Linked DNA regions of Homo sapiens: region 2 is linked to region 1. Evidence: read pairs that join two places in POLR2A ChIA-PET (ENCODE). Cell type or tissue: MCF 10A. All regions are shown on one strand. Each heading gives the region's core, and the rest is flanking DNA. Links, peaks and the distances in the headings are about the cores only.

Region 1 (4,445 bases), core at 1,026-3,525:
ATTCCAAATATTGGCAAACTTGGCCAGGTGTGGTGGTTCATGCCTGTAATCCCAGCACTTTGGGAAGCCAAGGTGGGTGGGTCACTTGTGGTCAGGAGTTTGAGACCAGCCTGGCCAATATAGTGAAACCCTGTCTCTACTAAAAATACAAAAATTAGTTGGGTGTGGGTGGTGCACGCCTGTAATCCCAGCTACTTGGGAGGCAGAGGCAGAGAATCAACCCAGGAGGTGGAGGATGCGGTGAGCTGAGATCAGGCCACTGCACTCCAGCCTGGGTGACAGGGAGACTCTGTCTCGAAAAAATAAAAAATTAAAAATATATATATTGGCAAACTTTTCTCAATCTTTTGCCAACACTCATTTTTGCTGATTATATTTGCTTATAAACCTAAGTATCTTGAAGTACCTCTCTGTACTTCTGTGTCTTCATCTGGAAAATGGGGTGAATAATAATCCCTATCTCTGAGAGCAGGACTTCTCAACCTGGACACTATTGCAGTAGGGCCTGGATAATTCTTTGGTGTGGGGCCGTCCCAAGAACCATAGGTTGTTTAAGCAGCATCCCCGGCCTCTACGCACTTAATGCCAATAGCATCCCCCCTAGTTGTACCACACAAAAATGTCTCCAGACATTGCCAAATATCCCCTGCGTAAGGGGCAAAATAACCCCTAATTGAAAATCTCTGGTCTAGCACAGTGGCTCATGCCTATAATCCCAGTGACTTGGGAGGCCGAGGTGGGAGGATCACTTGAGGCCAGACTGGGCAACATAGGGAGATCTTGTCTCTACATGAAAATTAAAAATTAGCCAGGCACGGGGGCTCACATCTGTAGTCCTAGCTACTTGGGAGGCTGAGGCAAGAGAATCACTTGAGTCCAAGAATTTGAGGTTACAGTGAGTCACGACCACGCCACTGGACTCCAGCCTGGGTGACAGAGCGAGCAACCCTGTCTCTTAAAAAAAAAAGAAAGGAAAATCACTGGTCTAGAGTTCTAGAGTTCCTGTAAGTATCACATGAGATGATTCAGGTAAGGTGCTTAGAAGAGTACCTGACACCAAATAAATGCTCAGTAAACTTACGCCATCAGCATAGATGAAGAGGCCCTAGAATAGTAGGGACCATGGCCTGAGCTACTTCACAAACCGATTTGTTTGTTTATCATTATGGTTTTGTGCCTCTTAGGTTCTACCTTCCTAAAGTGCCATGGTTTAAAAAGCTCTTTTATGAGAGGTGCCTTTCTTTGTAGGTACAGAAATAAAGCTTCGAAGTACTGGCATTTGCAAGTGGCTTTTGAAACTGGAGAATGTCAAAGAAATGTAAATCATACTCTTTCAAGAGCACAAGAATGTATCTTTCTCTAAAAGCTTTCACAACTGTTAACTCAGTGGCTACTGAGACAAAGTGTTCTAGTAGGGGTGATGGGAAGGCACCTAAACTGAACTCTGAGTTTTGCTGTTTGTGGAAGGACCAAGCTGGTGAAACCACAGCATCGGTTCGCACAGGCATTTTGTTTGTTTCTGGCTGATGAAGAGAGGAGACTATTCTGTGAACAGCAAGGACTGAGAAAGATGGAAAATGAGGAAGAGGGTGAGATGGTGTTGTCCCTTCAAGCACGGATTTGAATGATGCGGGTGGGGTTGGTTAGGGCCACCTTGCAGGAAAATGTTGGGTAGGACCAGAGGAGTTGGGGACAGCATCCTCATGTCAAGCCCCTCTGCCACAGACGCTGTCAGCTCCAGGAACCTAGGAGCTGGGTGCGTGTGGTTGCAGGTCACCCTCATGCCAGACCCCACTGCCACCAGCAGCCACAAAACACCAAAGTGTGTGATAGGGACCTCTTCCCTCATCTTTTTCAGGTTCCTCAGGGTCCATGGCCCAAGTAGGTACAACCTGTCACTGCCTTTAGCTCAGTTTCCCCCGACTCTGCCAAAAGTTCTACCTGCGTTGAGGGACCAGGAGCACGAATCTTTGAATGATGCCATGTGGTCACTGAGATGAGGCCAGTCAGCAGCTCCTCCTTTTGTTATGGCTACTGCTGTGAGGCTGGTGGCCACAGCCATGGCCACAGCCCCACCCCCAGCTACAGACACAGCCACAGCTTCATAGCCCAGCAGTCCCAGCTACAGTCACGCCCACACAGCCACTCCCGTGACTGTGGCCACCACCGCCCCCCACCCCCCTCCACGGACATTCCTCCTCACAGCTGCCTTCAGCCAAGTGTCTGCCACCAAGTTCCTGAGAAATGACTCACAGGAGCTTGCTAACTTTGGGGGAAATCTCGTGCTTGATTTGTTTGTATGTTGCAAAGACCAATATGATGACGGACCAACAGATTAATACCTGGATTCCAGACCGTTCGGAACTCTACATTCAACGTTTTTCATTTTACTGGCTCCCAAGCCCCCTCTGGGTGAGTCCCTGGGCCTGGTTCCTTCTTTGCTCTCTTGGAGGAGGAGACAGACCAACCCTGAGTACCCTGGCACTGTTGTCTAGCATTGCATTTCAGAGAGGACTCAAAGGACCACAGGACTTCCAAACTGATCTGTGCAGCCCAATGAAACTTAATTTACCATTCCGTCCCTCTGTCCCCAGGATCCTCCCCTAGAGCAAGCGGTTCTAGAGTCAGTTTAGCCCTGAGAACCATGCCATGCTGCCTTGGAAGACCTCAATATCCATTTGGACCGGCTGACCAGCTTTTCCCTCCAGAACCTGAGCTCGCTGAGGTCACAGACTGTGTCTGCTTTACCCTTGTTTACAAGACAATTATGAGCCTGCAAATGTTCACATTTCTTCTATCACCCCACCAGAGGCAACCTTGTCATTGATAGCCCATCTCTTTCCTCTTGCTACAGAGGAAGGATTTGTTTAGGCTGGTGAGAGACTAGATTGATCTGTATAATTAAGGAATGGAAGGCCGGCACGGTGGCTCTACACTTGTAGTCCCAGCACTTTGGGAGGACTAAGCAGGCAAATCACTTGAGCCCAGGAGTTTGAGACCAGCCTGGGCAACATGGCAAAACCCTATTTCTACAAGAAAGATAAAAATTAGCTAGGTATGGTGGCGCATGCCTGTGGTCCCAGCTATTCAGGAGGCTGAGGTGGGAGGATCACCGGAGCCCAGGGAGGTCAAGGCTGCAGTGAGCCATGATTGCACCACTGCACTACAGCTGGGGCAAAGGAGTGAGACCCTGTCTCAAAGAAAAAAAAAAAAAAAAAGAAATGGAGAGAGGAAGAGAGTGTATCCATGAGTGATTCTTAAACTTCACGTGCATCAGAGCCACCTGGGATATTGTTAAAATGCAGATTCTGATTTGGTAGGTCTAGGGTGAGGTTTGAGATTCTACATTTCTAGCAAGCTCCCAACTTGCTAGATTAAGTCAATTAAACCTCTTTCCTCTATAAATTACCCAGTCTCAGGTATGTCTTTGTTAGCAGTGTAAGGAGTGGACTAATACATTATGATACTACTTCACCATGTTGAAGCTGAACCCATGGGCACGCTGGCTTTATACAGATTACATTTGGAGATTATAAATGCTGCTGGTTCTCTGAATACATTTTGCACAGCCGGGGTATAAAAGAGTGGATGTTGGGTGAGGTTTGCGTATAACTGTAGGGAGAAATCCTGTGGAGCAGCTTCAGCGTGTGAGAGAAATGGATAGAAGAGAAAGGGGGATTTTTTTTATAAGTGTTGTCACAGCCTCAGTGGTTGGCTGTCATCATTCTCAAGAAATGCAAAGACCTTCGTTGTTTGTCATCTGCCCAGCTGCTGGTCCATCTTCCAAATTGTCTAGTGGAATGGTTAGCCAGGCCAGCCCTTCCTCCCCAGTGCATGACTGCCAGCAAGGCCAATGGGGACTCCCTCCCTGAAATCTCAATCATGGATTCAGGCCCAAAGCAGAGAACACTTGGAGTGTTCTCATTCCAGCCACAGCAGCTCAGTGAGATTGTTGAGCATTTTCTGCTGCCAAGAACCTCCTGGAGAGGCTGGGTGCCTAATGGCTCCAAGCCTGACTTTTTAGCCATTCCTTTGCTCTAGTGTGCTCTCTAATATCCTTCCAAGAAATTCCCGTTCTGCCTAGATCAGTAGAGGCAGTTTCTGTTGCTTACAATCAAAGCATCCTGACAGATAGAGCCAGTATAATATTTTGAGCTGTTTTGAAATAATGTTTCACCTCCAGATACACGGTGTGTGTGGTATGTATGTGTGTGTGAATTATGTGATATGGTTTGGCTGTATCTCTGTATCCCCGTGTATCAAGGATGGGGCCAGGTAGTGATAATTGAATCATGGGGGTGGTTCCCCTATACTGTTCTTGAGGTAGTTAGTAAGTATCACGAGATCTGATGGTTTTTTTTTTTTTTTTTTGAGACAGGGTTTCACTCTGTCACCCAGGCTGGAGTGCAGTGACGTGATCTTGGCTCACTGTAACCTCCTGGGTT
Region 2 (4,445 bases), core at 997-3,496, 240 kb before region 1:
ATTCAGCCCAAAAGCCCAAATGTGGCCCGGCGTGGTGGCTCACACCTGTAATCCCAGCACTTTGGGAGGCAGAGGTGGGCAGATCACCTGAGGTCAGGAGTTCGAGACCAGCCTGGCCAACATGGCAAAACCCCGTTGCTACTAAAAATACAAAAATTAGCTGACGTGGTGGCATGCACCTGTAATCTCAGCTACTCCAGAGGCTGAGGCAGGAGAATTGCTTGAGCCTGGGAGGCAGAGGTTGCAGTGAGCCAAGATCACGCCATTGCTGATCTCAACCTGGGCGACAGAGCTGGTCTCTGTCTCCAAAAAAAAAAGAAAGGGCCTAACGTAAGCATGAGAGATACATATCTTACTGCCCTGCCCAAGAAGTGAGGACGTGCTTTTCCCACTTGCCTGGGAGGCGGCCTGGCTGAGAGGTCACAGGCCCAGGCTTAAAATCTGACTCCCTGGGCGGGAGTCTTTGCTATGCCTTTATAGGCTGGTGGCCTTGGAACAGTGACTTCACTCCTGGTGCCTCAGTTTCTTTATCTGTAACATATGGTGATAATAGTACTACATTTCTTTTTGGTAGAGACTGGATCTTAATGTTTTTCTCAGGCTGGTCTCAAACTCTGGGGCTCAAGCAATCCTCCTGCCTTGGCCTCCTGAGTAGCTGGGACTATAGCTGCATCACCCCACCCAGCTATCATATTACGTTATTAGCCCTCACACGATTGTTGGGAGGGTTAAATAATATGCGTAAAGTGCTTAGAAACATACCTAGTACATAGTATTTGTTAAGTAAATTCTCTTATTTTTTTCTTCTGCCCATTCCAGAAAGGCTCTGGGGAGTCTAACAGCCAGGACAGACAAAGAGCAGTAAAACAAATACTGAGGAACTCAAGAACCATGTGAGGTTGACACCTGAGGTATTACTTGGACTCTGTACTGCAAAGAACATTTATTCATTCAACAAGCATCTACTGAGTACCTCCGGTGTCCCAGGCACTGTGCTCGTGGCTGGGCTTACAGCTGTGACTTCATAGAGGTTAGATTTGAGTGTGTGCGTGTACACCTGGCATAGGTAAACAAGCAAGTCATTAAGATAATTTCAGAGTGATAAAGATGGTGAAGAAAATGAGCAGGACGAAGTGAAACGGAGGAGTGGGGTGGGGGCAACTCCAGGATGTGCGGTTGGGAAAGGCCTCTCTGAGGAGATGAGGGGACAAGAAAGAAGCAGCCCTGTGAGGCCCCAGGATGAGAACTTTCCACAGAGCGAGCAGCAAGTGCAAAGGCCCTGGGCTGCATGGGAGCTCAGAGAATCAGGAGGATAGCAAGGAGGCTGCCATGCTGGAGGAGAATGAGGGAAGAGAGTGCAGAGGCCAGTTTGGAGAGGCTGAATAAAGCCTGAGTGTGCGTGGTGCAGTGTTCAATTTTTATTTTTGAGGATTTATTTATGTATTTACTTGAGACAGAGGTCTTGCTCTGCCACCAGGCTAGAGGGCAGTGGTACCATCACGGCTCACTACCGCCTCGACCTCCCTGGGTGCAACTAATCCTTCCACCTTAGCCTCCTGAGTAACTGAGAACACAGGTGCATGCCATCTTGCTCTGCCAATTTTTGTATTTTTTGTAGAGATGGCTTTTTGCTATGTTGCCCAGGCTGGTCTTGAACTCCTGAAGTCAAGCAATCCGCCCACCTTGGCCTCCCACCATGCTGGGATTACAGGCGTGAGCCACCGCACCCGGTTTTTTGAGGACTTCAAACAGCAAACAACATAGTTTCCGTTACCAGTTAAAAAGTTTAGAAACCCAGCTGGGTGCGGTGGCTCACGCCTGTAATCCCAGCACTTTGGGAGGCCAAGGCGGGCGGATCACGAGGTCAGGAGACCGAAACCATCCTGGCTAACAAGGTGAAACCCTGTCTCTACTAAAAATACAAAAAAAATTAGCTGGGCATGGTGGTAAGCGCCTGTAGTCCCAGCTACTCGGGAGGCTGAGGCAGGAGAATGGCGTGAACCCGGGAGGCGGAGCTTGCAGTGAGCCGAGATCGCGCCACTGCACTCCAGCCTGGGCAACAGAGTGAGACGCCGTCTCAAAAAAAAAAACAAGTTTAGAAACCCAACTCAAGGTAGCTTAAACAAAAGGAGGGATATATTAAAGAACAGCAACAGTGTCTCAGGGAAGCCAGGGGGAGGAACAGAGCTGGGCTTGAAACTGGGAGGGCGATTTCTCCATCCCCATTGCCGGTTTTCTTTATACTGTTTGTGACCCAGTCCATGTTGTGGAACACAGCTGCCGACTACTCCTGAAATTTGTGAAATTGACTTCTGTAGTCTGGCATCTCAAGGGTGACTCATCTCTCAGTGCCAACACGCCTCAGGTAAGGACTCAGGAACTGGCTTGAGCCAGGAGTCCACTCCTGGACCAATCAGCTATGGCCAGGGTGGAATTGAGTCACACTCCACCTCCTAGTTGTTCTTAAGTAAGGATGGGGGCTGGGCACGGTGGCTCAGGCCTTCAATGCCAGCACTTTGGGAGTCCGAGGTGGGCGGATCACGTGAGATCAGGAGTTCGAGACCAGCCTGGCCAACGTGGTGAAACCCCTTCTCTAATAAAAATATAAAAATTAGCCGAGTGTGGTGGCAGGCGCCTGTAGTCCCAGCTACTCGGGAGGCTGAGGCAGGAGAATCACTTGAACCCAGGAGGCGAAGCTTGCAGAGAGCCGAGATCATGCCACTGCACTCCAGCCTGTGTGACGGAGTGAGATGTTGTCTCAAAAAAAAAAAAAAAAAAAAAGTAAGGATGGGGCTCTGGGCAGGGAGAAATAATTCTCAAAGAGGGGAATGAGGGAAGAGTAAACAAAGGATCTAAGTTGCCAGAAAACCAGAAACTAAAGAATGAATGTACCTAGAAGCAAGCTCAGAATTTAGCTCTGAGCTTTGTGGTAGCCAAAGCTTTAAAAAAAAGAAAAAAAAGGAAAGAAAGAAAACAACGAATAAGCATCTGAGTTCTGATTGGCTAATAAAATAAGGCACAGCAGATCACGAGGAGAGAGAAGCATTTTCTTCCATGAAAGCTGAGAGGACATTCTTTAGGTTTCTATGTGGAAGGGGACTAAGAAATACAATAAATGACTCATTCAGCAACAGTTGAATTTAGATTTCTGAGATGATTAAGTTTTTCACAATGTGTGGGGAGTCCCTCCTGGTGAATTCTGAAAGTAGAGGGGACATTATTAAATTTCAGTGCAAGGGTAGGCAGGGTGTGTTTGAGGGGGAACCAAAGTCATGCTCATTATGTTTTCTTTCGATGACCTCATTGGCTCTTGGAGACCTCAGTGCCGTGGTAAAAAACTCAGGGTTTACCTACAGGACTGGGGAGAGGGGTGTGGAGTGGGTTGGGTGTGAGGAAAACATCAGGATAAAGGGCAGCTGACAATCCATCTCTGTCAGCAGGGGGAACTTGAGAAATAGCTGCTCCTTGGTGGTAGCCAAGTGGTGCCTCTTGGGCCTAATGATATTCTACCAGGAACTGGAAAGTCTGGACTATTAAAACATGACTGTTGACAATGAATTTAAATTCCAAGAGCCAAACAAAACGTGGTGAGGGTGAATGTAGCCCTCGGCCATGGGCGTGCAGGCCCCACCCCTCTGGCGTTGCAAGGACTGGGTAGCCTGTGTTCATATGAGCTTCCTGGAACACAGATGGCTCTGCCAGGCTCTTGGCCAGAACTGGGCACAGTGAGAGCCCCAAGTGCAGAAATTCTGTGTCCTGTAGAGCCAAGAATGCCACACCTCTTACTCCTTTCCTTCTTTTTCTTTTTCTATTTTTTTTTTCCAGACAGGATCTCACTCTGGGGTGCAGTGCATGATCACAGCCCACTGCAGCCTGGACCTCCCAGGCTTAAGCGATCCTCCCACCTTAACCTCATGAGTAGCTGGGGCAACAGGCATGTGCCACCATGCCTGGCTAATATATATATATATATTTTTTGAGACAGAGTCTCCCTCTGTTGCCAGGCTAGAGTGCAGTGGTGCGATCCCAGCTCACTGCAACCTCTGCCTCCCGGGTTCAAGAGATTCCCCTGCCTCAGCCTCCTGAGTAGCTGGGAATACAGGCACATGCCACCATGCTTGGCTAATTTTTTGTATTTTTTAGTAGAGACGGGGTTTCACCATGTTGGCCAGGATGGTCTCGATCTCTTGACCTCGTGATCCGCCCACCTCGGCCTCCCAAAGTACTGAGATTACAGGTGTGAGCCACCACGCCCGGCCAAATTTTTAAAAAAATCTTTAGTAGAGATGAGGCCTCTCCCTATGTTGACCAAGCCAGTCTTGAACTCCGGAGCTCAAGCAATCCTCCCGTTTTGGCCTCCCAAAGTGCTGGGATTACAGGTGGCATGGGTGACAGCACCCTCCCTCCCTTCCTCCCTTCCTCCCTTCCTCTCTCTTTCTTCCTCC

Evidence for each region. Peaks named below come from ENCODE experiments on the same cell type or tissue, not always from the same donor. Only the 100,000 strongest peaks of a DNase experiment are listed, where the experiment ranks them.
Region 2: POLR2A ChIA-PET joins it to region 1 with 11 read pairs; 5 of 35 experiments call an interaction of 5 or more read pairs at or near these places.

The regions. Positions count from the first base shown.
Region 1 is chr3:72,485,295-72,489,739 of GRCh38, reverse strand. No RefSeq gene overlaps it. Among named protein-coding and RNA genes, the nearest start is that of RYBP, 41 kb to the right of the region's middle. RefSeq lists enhancers at 1,529-2,046, 2,047-2,564. In MCF 10A, for the core only: no CTCF peak of the experiment used is centred there; a DNase peak (open chromatin) is centred at 2,219.
Region 2 is chr3:72,722,230-72,726,674 of GRCh38, reverse strand. It overlaps a transcript of SHQ1 not described here. Among named protein-coding and RNA genes, the nearest start is that of SHQ1, 120 kb to the left of the region's middle. In MCF 10A, for the core only: no CTCF peak of the experiment used is centred there; DNase peaks (open chromatin) are centred at 2,404 and 3,114.